Linked DNA regions of Homo sapiens: regions 1, 3, 4 and 5 are each linked to region 2. The links are chromatin contacts, found by Hi-C or POLR2A ChIA-PET in ENCODE. All regions are on one chromosome and are shown on one strand. The core of a region is the stretch at or near the end of the contact, and the rest is flanking DNA. Distances in the headings are between cores, read along the strand shown.

What was found. A loop is a pair of places that touch in the nucleus more often than their neighbours do. ChIA-PET counts read pairs that join two places held with the same protein, here RNA polymerase II (POLR2A). Pooled maps may share reads with other maps.
Region 1: POLR2A ChIA-PET joins it to region 2 with 11 read pairs in A673. The contact joins the enhancer-like site here to the promoter of IRS2 in region 2. A Hi-C loop is called at or near these places in 1 of 168 maps with a recorded cell type or tissue (naive thymus-derived CD4-positive, alpha-beta T cell) and 6 of 50 pooled maps. POLR2A ChIA-PET finds 5 or more read pairs at or near these places in 1 of 52 experiments (A673).
Region 3: a loop to region 2 is called in a map of PC-9, with 5 times the contacts of the local background. The contact joins the enhancer-like site here to the promoter of IRS2 in region 2. A Hi-C loop is called at or near these places in 1 of 168 maps with a recorded cell type or tissue (PC-9), 1 of 37 single-sample maps with no recorded cell type and 10 of 50 pooled maps.
Region 4: a loop to region 2 is called in a map of sciatic nerve, with 6 times the contacts of the local background. The contact joins the promoter of CARS2 here to the promoter of IRS2 in region 2. A Hi-C loop is called at or near these places in 8 of 168 maps with a recorded cell type or tissue (B cell, CD4-positive, alpha-beta T cell, CD4-positive, alpha-beta memory T cell and 4 more), 7 of 37 single-sample maps with no recorded cell type and 26 of 50 pooled maps. POLR2A ChIA-PET finds 5 or more read pairs at or near these places in 3 of 52 experiments (CD4-positive, alpha-beta T cell, H1 and Panc1).
Region 5: a loop to region 2 is called in a map of ascending aorta, with 3 times the contacts of the local background. The contact joins the enhancer-like site here to the promoter of IRS2 in region 2. A Hi-C loop is called at or near these places in 10 of 168 maps with a recorded cell type or tissue (HepG2, IMR-90, aorta and 7 more) and 10 of 50 pooled maps. POLR2A ChIA-PET finds 5 or more read pairs at or near these places in 2 of 52 experiments (MCF 10A and PC-3).

The regions. Positions count from the first base shown.
Region 1 is chr13:110,334,966-110,338,775 of GRCh38, reverse strand. The region is part of intron 3 of COL4A2 (collagen type IV alpha 2 chain); the gene reads right to left. Among named protein-coding and RNA genes, the nearest start is that of MIR8073, 4.1 kb to the left of the region's middle. RefSeq lists an enhancer at 117-618. Within about 2 kb of position 1,360, at least 7 of the 41 ENCODE cell types and tissues checked have a DNase peak (open chromatin) inside an H3K27ac peak, as active enhancers do.
Region 2 is chr13:109,784,302-109,787,999 of GRCh38, reverse strand. It overlaps IRS2 (insulin receptor substrate 2), which reads left to right and starts at 1,417. Exons shown (of 2, transcript NM_003749.3): 1 at 1,417-3,698. The coding sequence starts at 1,947. It overlaps LOC124903211 (WAS/WASL-interacting protein family member 1-like), which reads right to left and starts at 916. Exons shown (of 2, transcript XM_047430835.1): 1 at 555-916; 2 at 1-400. The coding sequence starts at 907. The coding sequence ends at 163. RefSeq lists silencers at 1,020-1,189, 1,210-1,439 and an enhancer at 2,281-2,910.
Region 3 is chr13:110,441,387-110,444,735 of GRCh38, reverse strand. The region is part of intron 16 of COL4A2 (collagen type IV alpha 2 chain); the gene reads right to left. Among named protein-coding and RNA genes, the nearest start is that of COL4A2-AS2, 20 kb to the left of the region's middle. RefSeq lists enhancers at 1-123, 194-243. Within about 2 kb of position 1,260, at least 10 of the 41 ENCODE cell types and tissues checked have a DNase peak (open chromatin) inside an H3K27ac peak, as active enhancers do.
Region 4 is chr13:110,704,116-110,707,573 of GRCh38, reverse strand. It overlaps CARS2 (cysteinyl-tRNA synthetase 2, mitochondrial), which reads left to right and starts at 1,458. Exons shown (of 15, transcript NM_024537.4): 1 at 1,458-1,704; 2 at 2,003-2,053. The coding sequence starts at 1,481. RefSeq lists enhancers at 531-650, 661-1,040 and a silencer at 1,091-1,650.
Region 5 is chr13:109,241,943-109,245,336 of GRCh38, reverse strand. No RefSeq gene overlaps it. Among named protein-coding and RNA genes, the nearest start is that of LINC03061, 22 kb to the left of the region's middle. Within about 2 kb of position 1,841, at least 12 of the 41 ENCODE cell types and tissues checked have a DNase peak (open chromatin) inside an H3K27ac peak, as active enhancers do; they include IMR-90, PC-3, ascending aorta and 2 more, where a contact is called at or near this core.

The DNA.
Region 1 (3,810 bases), core at 111-2,610, 550 kb before region 2:
CAGACATTTTTTCAGCTTGCGTCTTCAGGGGACAGAAACAAGGCATTCTTTCCTTCTGCAAATCCAGGCTAGCAGCTCAGGAAAACAATCACTCCTTTTCCCAGCTGCAGAGATGGCTGGATTGCCTTGGCTGCCTTGCACGTTTCTCCCCTAATCTTCCAGATAAACCATCCCTGGGGTCCCAGGTTTAGCTTCTCGGCAGAGGCCCGTTGTTTTCAGTGAGTGCTAACTGGGAAGGCCCAGGCCAGCTCCCTCCTGCTCTAGTAGAATTATCTGGGTTTAACGGGCTCCCTAGAGCCTCAGTGCTCTTCAGGGGGAGCATTTTACCCCCACCCCCCCCCACACACAACATTTTCTGTGTCTTTTCTCCTAGTTTTAATAGTTGGCCACATGGCTCAGTAACTGTGCCTCTCTCCTCTCTCTCTCTTTCTCTCTCTCTCTCCCTCACTGTTTTCCATTGCATTTTTGCTCTTTTTTGCCAGCTAATGGTAGAAGCTCACCATTGGAGCCTTCATATGCAGTAACTGCTCAGCCTTAACAGACTATTCCCTTCTCTCTTAAATTGATGAAAGACACTTTTTCTCTAATTATTAGAAACAACTAGTGAAATATTTATAGAATATAATAAAATGCACATGAAACAGACTCAACAAGGGATCACGGAAAGATCTAATTTAAAAATCAGCTTAGGATCCAAGTGAGCAATACGCAGTTCCTATCACGGTGGCATAAATGGTTCCTTTGGAGAGTTTTGTGTGATTCCAGAATACTGTTAATCCACACCCCTGGCCTCATTAACCTACAAAGCAACAAGAAAAGGAACTTCAAGCCCTTGGCATCATGCTGTTTACTTTCAATGCATGTTCATTTAGTGAATATATGCTCACTGCATATATTTTAGTGAGTACATATATCTTCACAAGTATCAATGCTCTCTCTATTTTTAACAGTTAAAAAGTGCTTTTCCCAAAGCTGTCCTGAAAAATGTCTTGGGGACACAGACACACACAGCAGAACCTGCTGCAGGGACTTCCCTGGGACAGGCAGACTTCAGATTCTTAGAGCCTCCAGCACTGTGTCAGAGGGCTGCTTGCGGTCAGATGTGGAGCAGGACCTTTTGGATAGCAAGGGTGTGGCTAAGGGGGAACATCAGCCTAAGCCTTCAAAAGCCCCCAGTCTGGACACCATGGGCCATGCTTTGTGAATCCCAAGGCAACCCTCTCTGAGCCTGCCACCAGTACATCCGCCCTCTGACGCTGGTCCAATCTCACTTCCACTGCCCATCAGGAGCTTCCTGCCCATGCTGCTCTGGCTCGAGCCTGGCAACAGCTTCCAGCCTTGGCAGATGCCGCTGGAACGCTTGCTGGGACCATCACTCTGGACTCCACTGCCCATCAGCTGTTGAGCCCTCACTGGCACTTATTAGTTAGGAAAGCCCATTTTAAATCTTACGTTTATGATTCCAAACAGCAGGGTACAGTGTCCTTCACACGAGCCCAGTGGTTTCCAAACTTGGCTGTGATCAGCATCATGCCGGGTGCTTCTAAAACTTCCGGCGCCCATGCCCCATTCCAGAACCGCGGAATCAGAGCGCCAGGACTGCAACTGTCACTGGCCTACAGGCTTACGGATTGAATGCAGTGAGCATATATTATACGTCCTACGTGTACAAAACAGCATCAGCATCCATAGATAAACGCAGTCTGTTTTCCTCATTTCCCCTCATTTCTCCTTGGAACTTTGAAAACTGCATTGCTAACCAGTGCAGTACCCAGAGCAACATTTGGGAACTTCTGATGTAACCTGTATAGGAACTGGTGTGAGTGTCCCGTGAAGGAGCACAGAGGCAACCCAGGCCACGTGGGAATGGATGTTGTCCAGAGGATGCCAGCCCCAGGCTGAATGTGGTGACTCTTCCCATGAACTGCTTCAGAGGGAGCAGAGGAAGAACTGCCTTTGCTGGAGGCTTCCCAGAAGCTGATCAACGAAAGCTTCAGGAATAAGGCCCTGGGGTCAAGGCTCTGTATATAATATGTTCAAACATCCTCGGGAAGGAAGCTCCCAGATGAGCTGCTTGCAGATGAGATGCCACCCCCTGAGGTCCATGTCCTGCCTCCTATATTCCCCAAGCAAAACCCCTGATGCAGATAAAAAGGGACCCCCTTTCCCCAGGAAAGGGAACAACAGTATGTTTAACTCTTTCCTCCACAACATAGTCCTTTACAGATGAAATGAGGCCTACTAGGCCAGGTCGTCGTAAGGATCAGAAAGAAAGCCCAGCCCTGGGCAGCGCGCAGGAGCCCTCCTCCAGCGGCCGCTATTGTTATCCCACCTCCCAGGCCTCTTCTAAGATGCATTTTGTTTTATGGAGCCTATAAAAACCTACTTGTCCAACTTCATTTTGATATTCGCTTCCCATTTTTTTGAATTCATCTATTTTCATGAATAGCACCATTATACTCAACTTTCCGAGTGCAGCGCCATTATGATTCCCTGCGTGTTCATGAAAGATCAGTTATGCTTGAGACAATCAGACAAATTATCAAAGAGAGCCATCAGAATATTTTCCAGGAAAAGAGGAAATGGCCTACTCTCAATTCTCTACTTCAATGTATTAGAGCAGTGGAGAAAATAGTTCAAAATAGCCGAGACTAAAAAAGTTAAAAATCAAAAAACTCCAAGAAGATACATAGAGGCAAATTTTTGCAGTCTTCATTTTCACATATGTCAGCTCTGGGGGGAAAGGTGGGTTAGAAGTAATGAAGTGGCCATCCACAGGAGACTGGATGAGTCTACATTGCCAACAGAAGCCCACGAGAGTCTTCTTTTTGCAAAGCACACTACAGGGGAGCAGACTTCCAGGATCTTGTGGAAACTTTGAACAGTGTGTGCCACAACTATCTGTTTCCCACCCTTGTTTCAAAAACGTGGTGTGAGGATAGTGAAATAGTATATGTGAAGTAGTTTAAACTCCATAGAAGAAAGGCATCTAGTAATTTTGGATCCCAGAATTTTATCTTCTTCAGTTTGAGAGTAAAATGTCACCACCTTGGAGATGGGTGGCCAAGCCTTGTCATGTGATGGGTTTGGATCAGCCAGAGTGGACATCAGGGACAAGAAACTGGAGCTCAGTCACCACTTTGGGCACCAAGGGAGCTGTATTAGTCCATTTTCATGCTGCTGATAAAGACATAAGTGAGACTGGATAATTTATAAAGAAAAAGGGGTTTAAAGGACTCACAGTTCCATGTGGCTGGGGAGGCCTCACAATCATGGCAGAAGGCAAAAGGCACGTCTTACATGGTGGCAGACAAGAGAGAGTGATAACCAAGCAAAAGGGGTTTCCCCTTATTAAACCATCAGATCTCATGAGACTTACTCTACCGCAAGAATAGTATGGGGGAAACCGCCCTCATGATTCAGTTACCTCCCACTGGGTCCCTTTCAAAACATGTGGGAATTATGGGAGCTACAATTCAAGATGAGATTTGAGTGGGGACAGAGCCAAACCACAGCAGGAGCCATGGCTGAAGCATTACAAAGAGAACTCAGGAGTCGCCTGTGTTGGAGACACGGTTGCAGGCAGTGGAGGAGGTCAGCAGACTCCCAACCACAGGATCAATGAACAGGATCCATGAATGTCTGCACCTGAGCCCAGAGGGCCAAGGAGAAGCCCAGGGATGAGAAGTGTGACACAGGCTGGGGGCTCGGCCTCTGCAGAGGGAAGATGCCCAGGGATCAGGGCAGCAGCACAGGTGAGGGACAGAGAGATAGTTGAGGTCACCTGGAGCTGGGCCCCCAGCTCTTTAT
Region 2 (3,698 bases), core at 168-2,667:
TTGCTGGGATCTGAACTCAGGAAGCCCTCACCTCACCCTGACTTGGTCATTGAGGAGACGTAATTGCAGGGGTGCTTATTTGCTATAGGCTTTGAAAGTCACAAAAGCCCAGTAGATACATGAATTCGAAGCAGTTCTCCAAGGGCATCTCCAACTTGGCAGTCACCGCCCGCACCGCGCACACAGGTAGTGGACGCCCGCCCACCTGCCCGTCTGCTGGGCGCAGGGCGCTCCTGGGGTGGGGAGGGCGCTCCTGTGGGGGGAAAAGGGGCGCTCCTGCCTCGGAGGGGGAAAGGACGCCCCTGTGGAAGGAAGGGGGGGCTCTTGAAGCGGTGTGGTGAGAGGACGCTTCCGAGGAAGGAAGGGGGTGCTCCTGCAGCGGTGGGGGGAGAGGACGCCCCTGCGGAAGGAAGGCGGCGCTCCTGCGGGGGCTGGAGAGACGCCCGCGCGGTCTCCCGGCTCAGGGACCGCTGGCTCGCGGGTCCGCCCTCTCCCCGGCGCTATGGAAACCGCACTTTCTCCGCCTGCCGTCCCCGATCTCTTTCTCCTATTACCTCCCAAACGCGATTTCAACTTCCCGACAAGCTGACAAGTGAATGGCGCAGAGGACGCCCCGTAAAGCGCCCGCGAGCGGGTGGGACACAGGCGCCCCCTCCGCGCCCCTCTGTCCTCCACGGAAGGGCGCGCGCCGCTCTCGATCTGGAGCGCGGTGCTCGCGAACCCGCGGCCGCGGGCCCTGGAACCTCCCCGCGTTTCGCGGCTGCGGGGGGACGGAGATGCGGCCGGGAGACGGGGACGGGAAACGGGGGACGGGGATGGGGCGCGCCCACCCCGAGCGCGGGAGCGGCCGCCCTCGCCCAAAATGGGGACCCCGCGCCCCGAGAGCACGGCCCGGCTCGCCGCCCATGCTTCCACTGCAAGGCCGCAGCCCCCGCCGCCGATCCCGATCCCCCGCCCCGCCCAGCCGCGGCCCCGCCCGGCGCCCCCTCCCCGGCGGAAGCTCAAGCCCAATTAATTGAGTCCGAGGCGGGAGGGAAGGGCCCTGCGCGCCGTGGCCCGCCCCGCCCCTCTTCCGCGCCCCTTTTCCCGCCCTGGGTGGCATCTCCTCCGCCGGCATCCACAACAAGCCGCTGATTAATGAGGCCGGGGCCGCCCCACCCCGCCCGGCCGGGCCGGGGCCTTCGCGGGAGGGGGAGGGGACGGCGGGAAACGCGGCCCGGGGAGAAAGGGGGGCGGGGCGGGGGCGCGCGGCCCGCCCCCGCGAGCGCCGCGCCGATTGGCCGAGCGCGCCGTCCGTCGGGGGGCGCGGCGCCAATGCGAGGCAGCGGGGCGGGGCGGCCGCGCTGTGTGTGCCTGCGTAACGCCGAGTCACATGTTGTTTTGCTCTTCTTAGTTCAGTCACTCGGTGCGCGATGTGTTACTCACTGTGCGGCGGGGACCGCGACGAGCCCGGGTCGCCGTTGGCAGCAGCAGCAGCAACACCAGCAGCAGCAGCAGCCCCGGCGGCGGCGCGGACCCCGAGCGCCCGGGCGCACCCCGGCTTCCCGGAGCGCGACGCGGCGGCAGCAGCCCCGGTGCGGCCGCGCGCGCCTTAGGCTCGGCCCCGCGGCTCGGGGACCCCGACTCCCGGCCCAGCGAGCGCGTCCCCCGGCGCCGCCCGAGAGCCCGAGGAGGCAGCGGCCGCAGGCAGCCGGGGAGGGGGGCGGCCACCGCCCGCGCCGGGCATCCTCAGGAGCCCCAGAGCGCGGAGGGCGCGGCGCCGCCGAGCGGTGCTGGCCCCCGCGGGCCTCCCCGGACCTTCCCCACCGCCTGGGCCCGAGGGACGCGTGATCGGGCGGGCGGCCGGGCGCAAGGGTGGGAGGGAGCCGCCCCCGCCCGCGCCCCCTCCGCCCCTCGCCCCAACCCCTGGGCGCCGGGCCCGGGCCGCGCGGCCTGAAGCGCCCGCGATGGCGAGCCCGCCGCGGCACGGGCCGCCCGGGCCGGCGAGCGGAGACGGCCCCAACCTCAACAACAACAACAACAACAACAACCACAGCGTGCGCAAGTGCGGCTACCTGCGCAAGCAGAAGCATGGCCACAAGCGCTTCTTCGTGCTGCGCGGACCCGGCGCGGGCGGCGACGAGGCGACGGCGGGCGGGGGGTCGGCGCCGCAACCGCCGCGGCTCGAGTACTACGAGAGCGAGAAAAAGTGGCGGAGCAAGGCAGGCGCGCCGAAACGGGTGATCGCTCTCGACTGCTGCCTGAACATCAACAAGCGCGCCGACGCCAAGCACAAGTACCTGATCGCCCTCTACACCAAGGACGAGTACTTCGCCGTGGCCGCCGAGAACGAGCAGGAGCAGGAGGGCTGGTACCGCGCGCTCACCGACCTGGTCAGCGAGGGCCGCGCGGCCGCCGGAGACGCGCCCCCCGCCGCCGCGCCCGCCGCGTCCTGCAGCGCCTCCCTGCCCGGCGCCCTGGGCGGCTCTGCCGGCGCCGCCGGGGCCGAGGACAGCTACGGGCTGGTGGCTCCCGCCACGGCCGCCTACCGTGAGGTGTGGCAGGTGAACCTGAAGCCCAAGGGTCTGGGCCAGAGCAAGAACCTGACGGGGGTGTACCGTCTGTGCCTGTCTGCGCGCACCATCGGCTTCGTGAAGCTCAACTGCGAGCAGCCGTCGGTGACGCTGCAGCTCATGAACATCCGCCGCTGCGGCCACTCGGACAGCTTCTTCTTCATCGAGGTGGGCCGCTCGGCCGTCACAGGCCCCGGCGAGCTGTGGATGCAGGCGGACGACTCGGTGGTGGCGCAGAACATCCACGAGACCATCCTGGAGGCCATGAAGGCGCTCAAGGAGCTCTTCGAGTTCCGGCCGCGCAGTAAGAGCCAATCGTCGGGGTCGTCGGCCACGCACCCCATCAGCGTCCCCGGCGCGCGCCGCCACCACCACCTGGTCAACCTGCCCCCCAGCCAGACGGGCCTGGTGCGCCGCTCGCGCACCGACAGCCTGGCCGCCACCCCGCCGGCGGCCAAGTGCAGCTCGTGCCGGGTGCGCACCGCCAGCGAGGGCGACGGCGGCGCGGCGGCGGGAGCGGCGGCCGCGGGCGCCAGGCCGGTGTCGGTGGCTGGGAGCCCCCTGAGCCCCGGGCCGGTGCGCGCGCCCCTGAGCCGCTCGCACACCCTGAGCGGCGGCTGCGGCGGCCGCGGGAGCAAGGTGGCGCTGCTGCCGGCAGGGGGCGCGCTGCAACACAGCCGCTCCATGTCCATGCCCGTGGCGCACTCGCCGCCCGCCGCCACCAGCCCCGGCTCCCTGTCGTCCAGCAGCGGCCACGGCTCGGGCTCCTACCCGCCGCCGCCCGGCCCGCACCCGCCTCTGCCGCATCCGCTGCACCACGGCCCCGGCCAGCGGCCCTCCAGCGGCAGCGCCTCCGCCTCGGGCTCCCCCAGCGACCCCGGCTTCATGTCCCTGGACGAGTACGGCTCCAGCCCAGGCGACCTGCGCGCCTTCTGCAGCCACCGAAGCAACACGCCCGAGTCCATCGCGGAGACGCCCCCGGCCCGAGACGGCGGCGGCGGCGGTGAGTTCTACGGGTACATGACCATGGACAGGCCCCTGAGCCACTGTGGCCGCTCCTACCGCCGGGTCTCGGGGGACGCGGCCCAGGACCTGGACCGAGGGCTGCGCAAGAGGACCTACTCCCTGACCACGCCAGCCCGGCAG
Region 3 (3,349 bases), core at 11-2,510, 660 kb before region 2:
AATGTATTCCCTCTTTTAAAGAACATGCATGGTTCAGCTCTCAAAATTCAGAATGCCAGATGCCACAGGTATAAGAAAGGTCCATTCTCTGATTACTTTCGAGGTTATCTTGACACCCAGGAGCAGGTGTGCTGAAAGTCATGTTGTTTAGACTGAATTGAGACGGGCTTCACTTTGTGTGTGTTGTTGTGGTCCTGTGGTTTGGACCCGGACTTTCTCTCACGCTAGGTGGAGCTGAAGACTCAAAAGTAAAGACAAACTTCTGTGATTTTAAAAATGAGGTCCTGTTTAGAGGCCACGTCATAAGCTAAGCTAGGAATCCTCAAGTACCTGGCATGACAGGAGCTGGCAGCTGGACACTCAGTGGGAGCTGTGAGCACAGCCACAGACTGGCCAGCTCAGAGGGTGCCCTGGAATTTGTCAAATCTGAGCTTCACTCTGGGCCACGAGCATCACACACCTATGCTGTGGCATCCTCAGCAAACAAAACAAGCACCCCAGACACCACGTGTTGCCATCTCTGCTGAAGGGTCCAAGACAGCATGGGCACTTTGAACCATCTGAAATGCACTGGGCATTATAGAAAACCCATTGGGGAAGGGGGACAACTTAAGAAGCACTCAGGATTCCTCTGAGGCAGCTGGAACCCCAAGAGCCAAAGCAATGAGCTAAAACTTTCCAGGGGAGTTCCCAGCGGCAGGTCAACAGGTCAACTGACTCGGGGGAGGCTGAGGGTTATGCACGACTTAAGGAGAAAATGCACCCTCAGGGTTCATCTGAGACCACTGGCAGTGAAACCCAGATAGGCGGGAACCCTAAGTCAAAATGACGATCAAAACTTTTTCCTCTCTGTTTCTCAGTGGCAAACACAACAGGGTCGGGGAGGCGCAGGGATGGCCAAGGAGGAATCACCCAGGCGCTCCCAGAGTCAGGCTGGCAACCACCCCGGGAAGGACCCAGTGGAGGCTCCGCCGGGCTCCCTGAGACCCCGCTTCCAGGCAAGGTCTGTACTCCTGCTAGCAAGCTCACCACAGAGCCCACCCTTAGGGAAAGCTGAGGTCAGGAGACTGACATGCAGATCACTATTTTAGAATGGATAACTGTGAAGGGCTTTGAAACTGCAACCTCCTTTCTCCCCGGCCCTCCCCCAAATCTAATAACTTATCACTCATTTGAATTCAGTGAGGTCATATATATGATTCATAGGAAGTTCTGATTATGCAATTTTAGAAGTACAAGGTTGATTTTATGTTTTTCAAGGGTGGAAATAACTGGAGTAAGGAAAGTCCTTGGGCAGAAGTCCTCAGGGACTAGCTGACACAAACAGATGAAAAGAATGTATGGCTAGGCTTTTTTAGGGAGATGCATGTTTCTAAAGCTTAAAAGCAGTCTGCTGTCTCTCGTGGTGTGAACTGGCCTGTTATCTTTCTGTTCTTCATTTGCCTGTTGTACCCTTTTCATTGCAGTGGCCGAGGGAGCACCTGTTAGGCTAAATAGAACGCATGTGCCTCTTGAAAGAGGCGCCTCTGCAAAGAAACCCTGCCAGCCTGCAAATGAGATGCGATTTAGTATAAAAGACTAAAGACAGTGAGAGTTCCATAAAAGAACTCAATCTGAGGTCATGTCTGCCACTTCAAGCTTTGCAGAGGAAACCTACACACAGCCACAGGGAACACTGAGGCTGCATCTGGTGAGTCCAAGTCATCGACACTGCAGCCTGTGCAAATGCAACATCCCTGAAGTCCTGGACAGTCCTCATAGAGGACAATGGTCCTATTGAGGGGGGACTTCCCACAACACGACGCGTGTTGGTGTGGCATGTATTCCTCAAAGGAGACTAGGTCTCAACGAACACTTTTTAAAATAACTCTGTGGAGTTATTTCAAAATTATAAAATAACTCTGTGGAGTTATTTCAAAATTATAAAATAACACTGTGGACAGCATTTGCTCAGTTACTAAAGATATGTTTCCCCTAGAAAGAGGAGACGAAACCATCTCTAATTTATCAGAAAATTGAATATAACCAAATTCATAAATGCTACGTCTCCATTCCTTTTTAGAAAAGGCTGGAACTAATAGAAGTTCTGACAATCTCAGTGGGGATGACAGGCAACCAATTCTGTGTTTATGTAGAGGAGGGCAAGTTCCTACCCAGGATATCTTTTCTTTTCTGGTTCCTCCCATTTTGATGCACTGTTTATGTCACCGAGCAGTTGCTCCTTGGAGGGGCTTTTGGTGTCTAGGGGGAGGTGTTGGGTGGGGAACAAATGAAAGTCATGGAGTGATGGCCACCTGGCCAGTGGGATGGCAGAGGGCGGACATAGCTGTGGTGCAGATCGGTGCTCACAAGCACGGCGGCTGCGTCATTTGTGTATGTCTGCCTATTTCCCATTTCTATAGTTGAGTAAACTGCCTCCCTGTAACCCACTTAACTGGAAATATCTGCATCTTCGCAAGTTGTTGCAACTGCAGAAAGTAAGCTGGGAAATGAAAGCCTGACGCCTCACCATCCTCACATCTGGGCCCCAGCCCTGGAGCTGCCAGGTGGCCACTGTTTACACAGCATCTTGTCTTTCATTAACTTTGGAGTTCCAGGGAGCAGCTCTGTGGAACTGCCCTTTTTTTTTTTTTTTTTTTTTTTTTTTTGAGACAGAGAGTCTCACTGTCTCTCCCAGGCTGGAGTGCAGTGGTGCGATCTTGGCTCACTGCAACCTCTGCCTCCCAGGTTCAAGCAATTCTCGTGCCTCAGCCTCCTGAGTAGCTGGAATTATAGGCATGAACCACACCCAGGTAATTTTTTTTTTTTTTGTATTTTTAGTAGAGACAGGGTTTCACCATGTTGGCCAGGTTGGTCTTGAACTCCTGACCTCTATGATCCACTCACCTTGGCCTCCCAAACTGCTGGGATTACAGGCACCTGGAAATGCACTTTTAAATACTACAAGTCCCTTGTGTTGAAGATGGAAAACTAAAGATAATTATAATTTTACCAGCACATGGTAGGAAATTAACAGCAGCACTTTAATCACATGGGGTAGGTGGAAACGGGTTACTTTTGAACGATAATGTCTGCTTTAGCCTCTGTCCCTTTACAATATTTGCTTTTCCTAAGCCATGAACTAGAATGTGGCCTCTGGGTGGGGTGCATTTGGATAGCTCTTGTTCTAGGTGTGCCGCCTTTGGGAGTACTCCGATCAGTAACTGATGTTATGAAAGGCTGGGTGTGATTACGGCAAAGCCTGGCATTGGCTCCCTGGGCTGAGTTTAGCATAAAATAACAGAAATGGGAACAGTATGATCATTGGAGGTTGCAGGAAGTCATCAAGATTGGTGTTAAGTTTGAATGG
Region 4 (3,458 bases), core at 209-2,708, 920 kb before region 2:
CTGGGTTCAAGCGATTCTCTTGTCTCAGCCTCCCCAGTAGCTGGGACTACAGATGCACGCCACCACGCCCGGCTAATTTGTGTATTTTTAGTAGAGACGGGGTTTCACCATATTGGTCAGGCTGGTCTCGAACTCCTGACCTCAGGTGATCCATCCGCCTCAGCCTCCCAAAGTGCTGGGATTACAGGTGTGAGCCACTGCGCCTGGCCCAATAGAGGCACGTTTGTCAAGCTATTGTGAGTAACTTTCAGAATGTTTTTGTTCTCAAGATACGGGATCATGGTGGGGGAGGCATGCTGTGTATTGGAGTGCAGACATGGTGTGTGTTGGGTTGCACACTGTGTATTGGGGTGCACACTGTATTGGGGTGTAGATGTGTGGGGGCGCACACTCTATTGAGGTGCACATTGCATTGGAATGCAGACAGTGTTTGCTGGGATGCACATGTGCTGTGTTGGGGTGCACACTGTACTGGGGTGCAGACATGGTGTGTGTTAGAGTGCACAGTGTATTAGGGGTGCACACTGTATTGGGGTGTACACTGTACTGGGGTGCAGACATGGTGTGTGCTGGGGTGCACACTGTATTGGAGTGCACACTGTATTGGGATGCTGATGTGGTGTGTGCTAGGGTGCATACTGTGTATTGGGGTGCAGACTGTATGCTGGGTTGCACACTGTGTATCGGGGTGCACTGTGTTGGGATGCTGATGGTGTGCTGCAGTGCACACTATTGGGGTGCAGATGTGTGTGCTGGGGTGCACACTGTATTGGGGTGCACACTGTATTGGGATGCTGATGTGTGTGCTGGGGTGCATACTGTGTATTGGGGTGCACACTTCTTGGGGTGCAGACTGTGTGTTGGGTTGCACATTGTGTATCGGGGTGCACTGTGTTGGGATGCTAACGGTGTGCTGCAGTGCACACTGTATTGGGGCGCAGATGTGTGTTTGGGGTGCACACTGTATTGGGGTGCACACTGTATTGGGGTGCTGACGTGTGTTCTGGGGTGGACACTGTGTATTAGCGTGCTGACGTGGGCTGTGCTGGGATGCACACGTGCTTCGCTAACAGGCCAGGGCCCGGCAACAGAAGCTTGCACTGTAAACGCTCCTCCCGCGCGGCGGACACAGCTCCAGGCTGGTACCGCGCGCACACGGACGCCTCGCAGGACCTGGGCTAATAAGGAGAGGAGATCGGCACGGTACCGCCTCTTCCCACGGCCTCCCGGCGCGGCACCGCCCTCCTCCCTCCACCCCGGGCCTTCCCCGCCCCAACCTCTTCGGGCCCTGGTTCTCCACCCTTGCCGCGGGCGACTCGAGCCAGGCCAAAGGGAGGCGCTACCTGAGGACTGCTTCCGGGAGTGGGCGTGGCCCCAAGGGCGTGGGCGGGGCGGGGCGGGGCCGTGCTGCTCTTGAGCGACCGGCAGCGTACCCGGCGTGGCTCCCGTCTCCGCCCAGTCGTAGGCGCTGGCCGCTGACATGTTGAGGACTACGCGCGGCCCAGGCCTGGGCCCCCCGCTGCTCCAGGCCGCGCTGGGCCTTGGGCGGGCTGGGTGGCACTGGCCTGCGGGCCGGGCGGCGAGCGGGGGGCGCGGGCGGGCCTGGCTGCAGCCCACGGGCCGGGAGACGGGTGTGCAGGTGTACAACAGCCTCACCGGGAGGAAGGAACCCCTAATCGTGGCGCACGCCGAAGCCGCCTCCTGGTGGGCCGCGCGGGACTGGGGCACGGGCGGGGGCCGATCGTGGCGGAGACTTCCCACGGCTGAACGGGATCTGGGCTCGGGGAGGGCGTTTAGGAAGCTGCATGGAGGGCGCCGTTCTAGAAGCTGGGGGTGCGCGGTGCTTTTGCAGGTTTGGGTGTGAATTGAGCAAGTATGAAAACCCCGGCTATTCATCCCCCAGAAGTGATTACTTTAAAAATTATATGATCATTATAACTCAGAATCGAATGTCCTTTCTTGCAAATATGTTCCACACGATGGATTTTAACTTTGTTTCCAGGTATAGCTGTGGACCAACTGTATATGATCATGCGCACCTTGGCCATGCTTGGTGAGTTTCCTGGATTTGAATTTTCATACTTCAAAGGACCATTTATTTTTGAAAGCCTTTTGCTGATTTCTTTTATCTCTTAAGTGGCAACTTAGGGATGCAGAATAATTCCTACATTCCAGGCATTGTGGGAAATGTTACAACCTCATTTGGTTCTTATAGGGATTCTGAGCACTTACACCCGTTTTACAGGTGAGGAAACTCAGGGAGACAATGGAGCACTGAAAAATGACCCGTTTTGGAACTAGATGTTTTTTGCTGGGTTTAGTGACATCAAGAGGCCTTTGCGGGGTCCCGGGGTCCTGCTGATCAGTCATTCCTGGGCCCCACCACTTCTTAGCTTCACAGCACTGAGCAGGTCACTTTATTGCTTTGAGTCCTGGTTTCTTCATCTTTGAGATGGGAATGATAACTTGGATCTTATAACAATTTTAGTAAATAATGCCCATAAAATGCTGCTTAACACTGTACCTCACATGTGAGATGTCACGGGGCTCAATAGTGATTGAGTAACTTTCCTAAGATGACACATTGAAGAGGTATTGGAACTGGGGTGAGGCTTGGTTTCTCTGACTGCGAAGTGGTTGCTCTCTTGACCTCTTTAACTGTAAGATGTACTGCCTCCTACATTTGCCAAAATTACCACTTTTCCTAATATTTTGTACATTTCCAAAATATAATGTACAAAAATGACATATTATAGATTTTTTAAAACTTAGTATTGTTCAGTCCTAGACTAAAAGTAAAAAGTTACATTTACTCTGTATACTTTTTTTTTTTCTTGAGACGGAGTCGCTCTGTCGCCCAGGCTGGAGTGCAGTGGTGCAATCTCGGCTCACTGCAACCTCTGCCTCCCAGGTCCAGTTGCCGCCTCCTGGCAGCAATTCTCCTGCCTCAGCCTCCGGAGTAGCTGGGATTACAGGCATGTACCACCACGCCCGGCTAATTTTTGTATTTTTAGTAGAGACGGAGTTTCACCATGTCAGCCAGGCTGGTCTCGAACTCCTGACCTCAAATGATCCACCTGCCTTGGCCTCCCAAAGTGTTGGGATTACAGGCATGAACCACCATGCCCGGCATACTCTGTATACTTTAAATATACATTTTTCCCCTTTACTTTGGGCTAACATACTTTTAATTATCAAAAGCATATTTCGACATCTTTCTTGAATTATAAAATATGTTGGGGAAATATTAAAAACAAAACCCCCACCCTGGAAAACCTTTCCACAAAGGTAGAAGAGAAAGAAAACAGTTCTGTTACTGAATAAGCCTTAAACCAGAAGGGGATGAGCTAAAATAACTGCAAAGACAGAAAGAAATCTCATCCTTCTATGGAGCTTTGGGGATACAGCCTGTCTCAGTCTATGAGTCTGCTGTAACAAAATATCCTAAAATGGATGAC
Region 5 (3,394 bases), core at 592-3,091, 540 kb after region 2:
ATGATATTATGCAGCAGACGATGGCTACTTGTATGGGCAGTTAGGAAGAAGAAGAAAGGGAAGGGAACGGAGGAAGAGAAGTGGGAGAAAGATGAAGAAAGAAAATGAGAAGGGGGAGGCAGTAAACTCAGCTCAATTTCAATCAGAACAATGAAACTATTTCATAATTATAAGAACTGTTTTCCATGAGAGTGAACTTTCCCACAGACCCTTCTCCAATCCATGTGGCGACATTGAGTTTGCTCTCCGTAGCCTTGCCCGTCTACAGACTCATTCCCCAAATACCACCTGCCATGTGTTAGGCTGTCAGGTAAGTGTTACCTACTCACTCCATCATGCTTCTGCTTCTTTAAGACTTTGCAGATTTTCCCTTAGCACAGAGCTGGACCCTCTGCAATAAAATAAGTTCCCATTTATTGCCAACATTCTTCTCCTTACTCACTTTGCTATAACCATTCGTAACCGTAACAGATTTTCTCTTTCTTCTTGACAGATGAATTCTTTTTGCTTTTCTGATGTTGGTTTATATGACGGTTGTTGTGTGCTTACTCCTTTTATAGAAGCGGGAACAGAAGGGAGCAGGGGAAAGCGTTGTAGGAAAGAAACCCCCAAGAGTGCATAATAACCCGCCAACCTTCCCTTTCTCTCCCTCCTCTTTTAATGGTCCTGGTCTCCTGGCATCTACAGCCCAGAGAAAATGCAAACACATGACACTGGGCCTTACTGACTTACAAAAAATCCCAGGGAGTCGCAGTGCAATAATAGGTCTTATTATTCCTTAACATTTAATAAAGCCTGCAGTGATAGATGCTGAAAATAAAATAAGCTGGTGTGGTATCTGCTTTTTGAAAAGCTGAAATTCAAAAGACAGACCAGTGTAGGCAAATCATACAGATGGACAAAGAATTGAAGAAAATAGGAAGGAAGGGGATAGAGACAGATGGCTGACTCCATGGATTTTTTTTTTCCCCTCCAAGATAATTCTCCTGGCTAAGGACCCCAGGACACTCCAGAAAGATTTTTTTCTTTTCATTTTTCTTTTCTTTTTTGTTTCATTTGCTTGTTTGTATTTAATCAAGGTTTGCTGTAAACAGTGAAGCCAAGCTTCTCTTAATCACGCTTGCCATTAAGGGCTTTAAATACAAAACTCCTACTTAAAATTACAATTATACTTTGATGAAAAAATTTCCCAGCCCACTCCATTTTACATTTTTCCCATTGGTTTTCTAAAATAGGACTGGAAAGTGCTAATAGAGTGTTTTGGAACTCAGAGTTCTTTGTGGTTTCATAGTCTCAAAAAAACCGGTCCTCCTTATTGCCTTATCACCACTAATCAGGGCTTATGTGTGACTTGAAAATTAGAACTTTCACACATGGCAGGCAGGAGACACAGAGGCACAGTCTCATGAAGAGATACCTAAGCATTGATGTGACTGCTAAGGACAGCATATTCCCCTGAACCCGTGTGGTTCTGGAAGCCCTCCAAGTTATTAATAGCGACAGTGACAGGGCTGTACATTCTATTGTTTCCTCATCGACGAGAACGGAATGTTAGGTGGTGGGGATTGTGGCATGGAAAGTATGTGAGCTGGCTGTGTTGCATTTCATTTTCTCCTTTCGAGGGCTTTCTGTCCTTTGTGCTTTTTACTGCTGCTCGTGGCAAACGCCTTAGTGGATGATGAACAAGAAATGACCTCATGGAAACAGTGTGGTGGTGACCCACAGCTGATTTAAAATAAGGTGGACAGATTTTGATCACCCTCCCAATGTATACAGCAGGAAAGAGAGACCTGGTTTCACTAGAGTTGGGTTGATCCAGTCCTCCTATGCTGAGTCATTGGATTAAAATGCATGTCATGTCCTAGGCTAGCCTCGGATTTCCATCTGGTCAAAAAGAAAGCATTTTTGTTGCTACTGGGTTTGGGATTAGTGCAAAAAGGGGAGTTCAGATCTGGATGAACCAGGCCCACTTGTCCTCTCAGATAAAGCCAGGGGAGGAGCACAGAAACACACTTGGTACCCTGAGATGAGATTAAATGCGGAGGTGGATGAAAACCACCAAAGGTAGCTTAAAAAACATCTGAGCTCGCACAAAATAATTCACTCCTTCATTAGTTGTTAATGCATTTCTCTAATTGCTTATTCAAAAGGACATTATTTCTTCTTTGGTGTCCCGCATACACAGTTTTAAAATGCTTGCAGACGTTTTACCTGGCTCTTTGCATTAAATTATCTCATCAGTCGTAATTGATCTTCACTTCTCCGAAGTTTTCATGGCACATGGCAAACTGGGATGTACCCTTCCTCCTCCTCTGTGTTCTATCAGTTATTTAATCTCATCTCCAAGCAACATGTTCTCGTAATGGCTAGATTTTGGTCTAGAACAATAGCCTTACTGCTATTATTCTTTTACTCAACAGTCCAGATTGTTACGTACCCATGATCTGGAGCTCTGGACTTCTTGGTTTTGTGAACCGCAGGACTCTTGCAAGTCTACTGTGTTAGTCCGTTTTCACACTGTATTATAAATAAATACCTGAGACTGGGTAATTTATAAAGAAAAGAGGTTTAATTGACTCAGAATTTCACACTGTTGGAGAAGCCTCAGGAAACTTACAATTGCGGAGGAAGGTGAGAGAGGAGCAAAGGCACGTCTTACATGGTAGCAGGTGAGAGAGAGAGACAGCAAATGAGTAAAGGGAGAAGAGCTGCTTATAAGACCATCAGATCTCATGAGAACTCACTCAGTATCATGAAAATAGCATGGGGGAACTGCCCCCATGATCCAATCACCACCTGCCCACCAGGTCTCTCCCTCAACACATGGGGATTATGGGGATTACAATTTGAGATGATGTTTGGGTGGGGACACAGAGCCAAACTATATAATCTACCATGTCATAAGTGCTCAAAATATGGATTAATTGATTGCAACAAGAAGCCACGTTTTTCCTTTGCAATTTATCAGTTAGCAACTCATTCACTTTGAATATTTTTTTTTCTTTTCTCAGAATAATCAGAGGGAAAAGGTCATTATAGATGAAACAAGTACATAACAAATAAACTTGAAAAAAGTGACACTATCTGTCTAATTAGAATGGCTTTAATGGCAGTCTGTATTTAAAATGTGCAATGCAGCAGCATCTAAGGGCCTTTTTAATTGATTTGATTTCATGATTTTCCTAGATTTTATAAAGACTCATAAACCAATGTCTTAAATTTCATTTTACAGTTATTGCCTTAATTTTAGATTTCAAAGTATCTTTTGACACCTTCACTGGTGTGCTCTATCCTGGAAGAAATATGCATTCACAGATTCCATACCTCCCCCTTAATTCCCCACTTGGTCAGATTAGATGTTCATTTCTATTATATCATCTTTTAAGCCTTACTT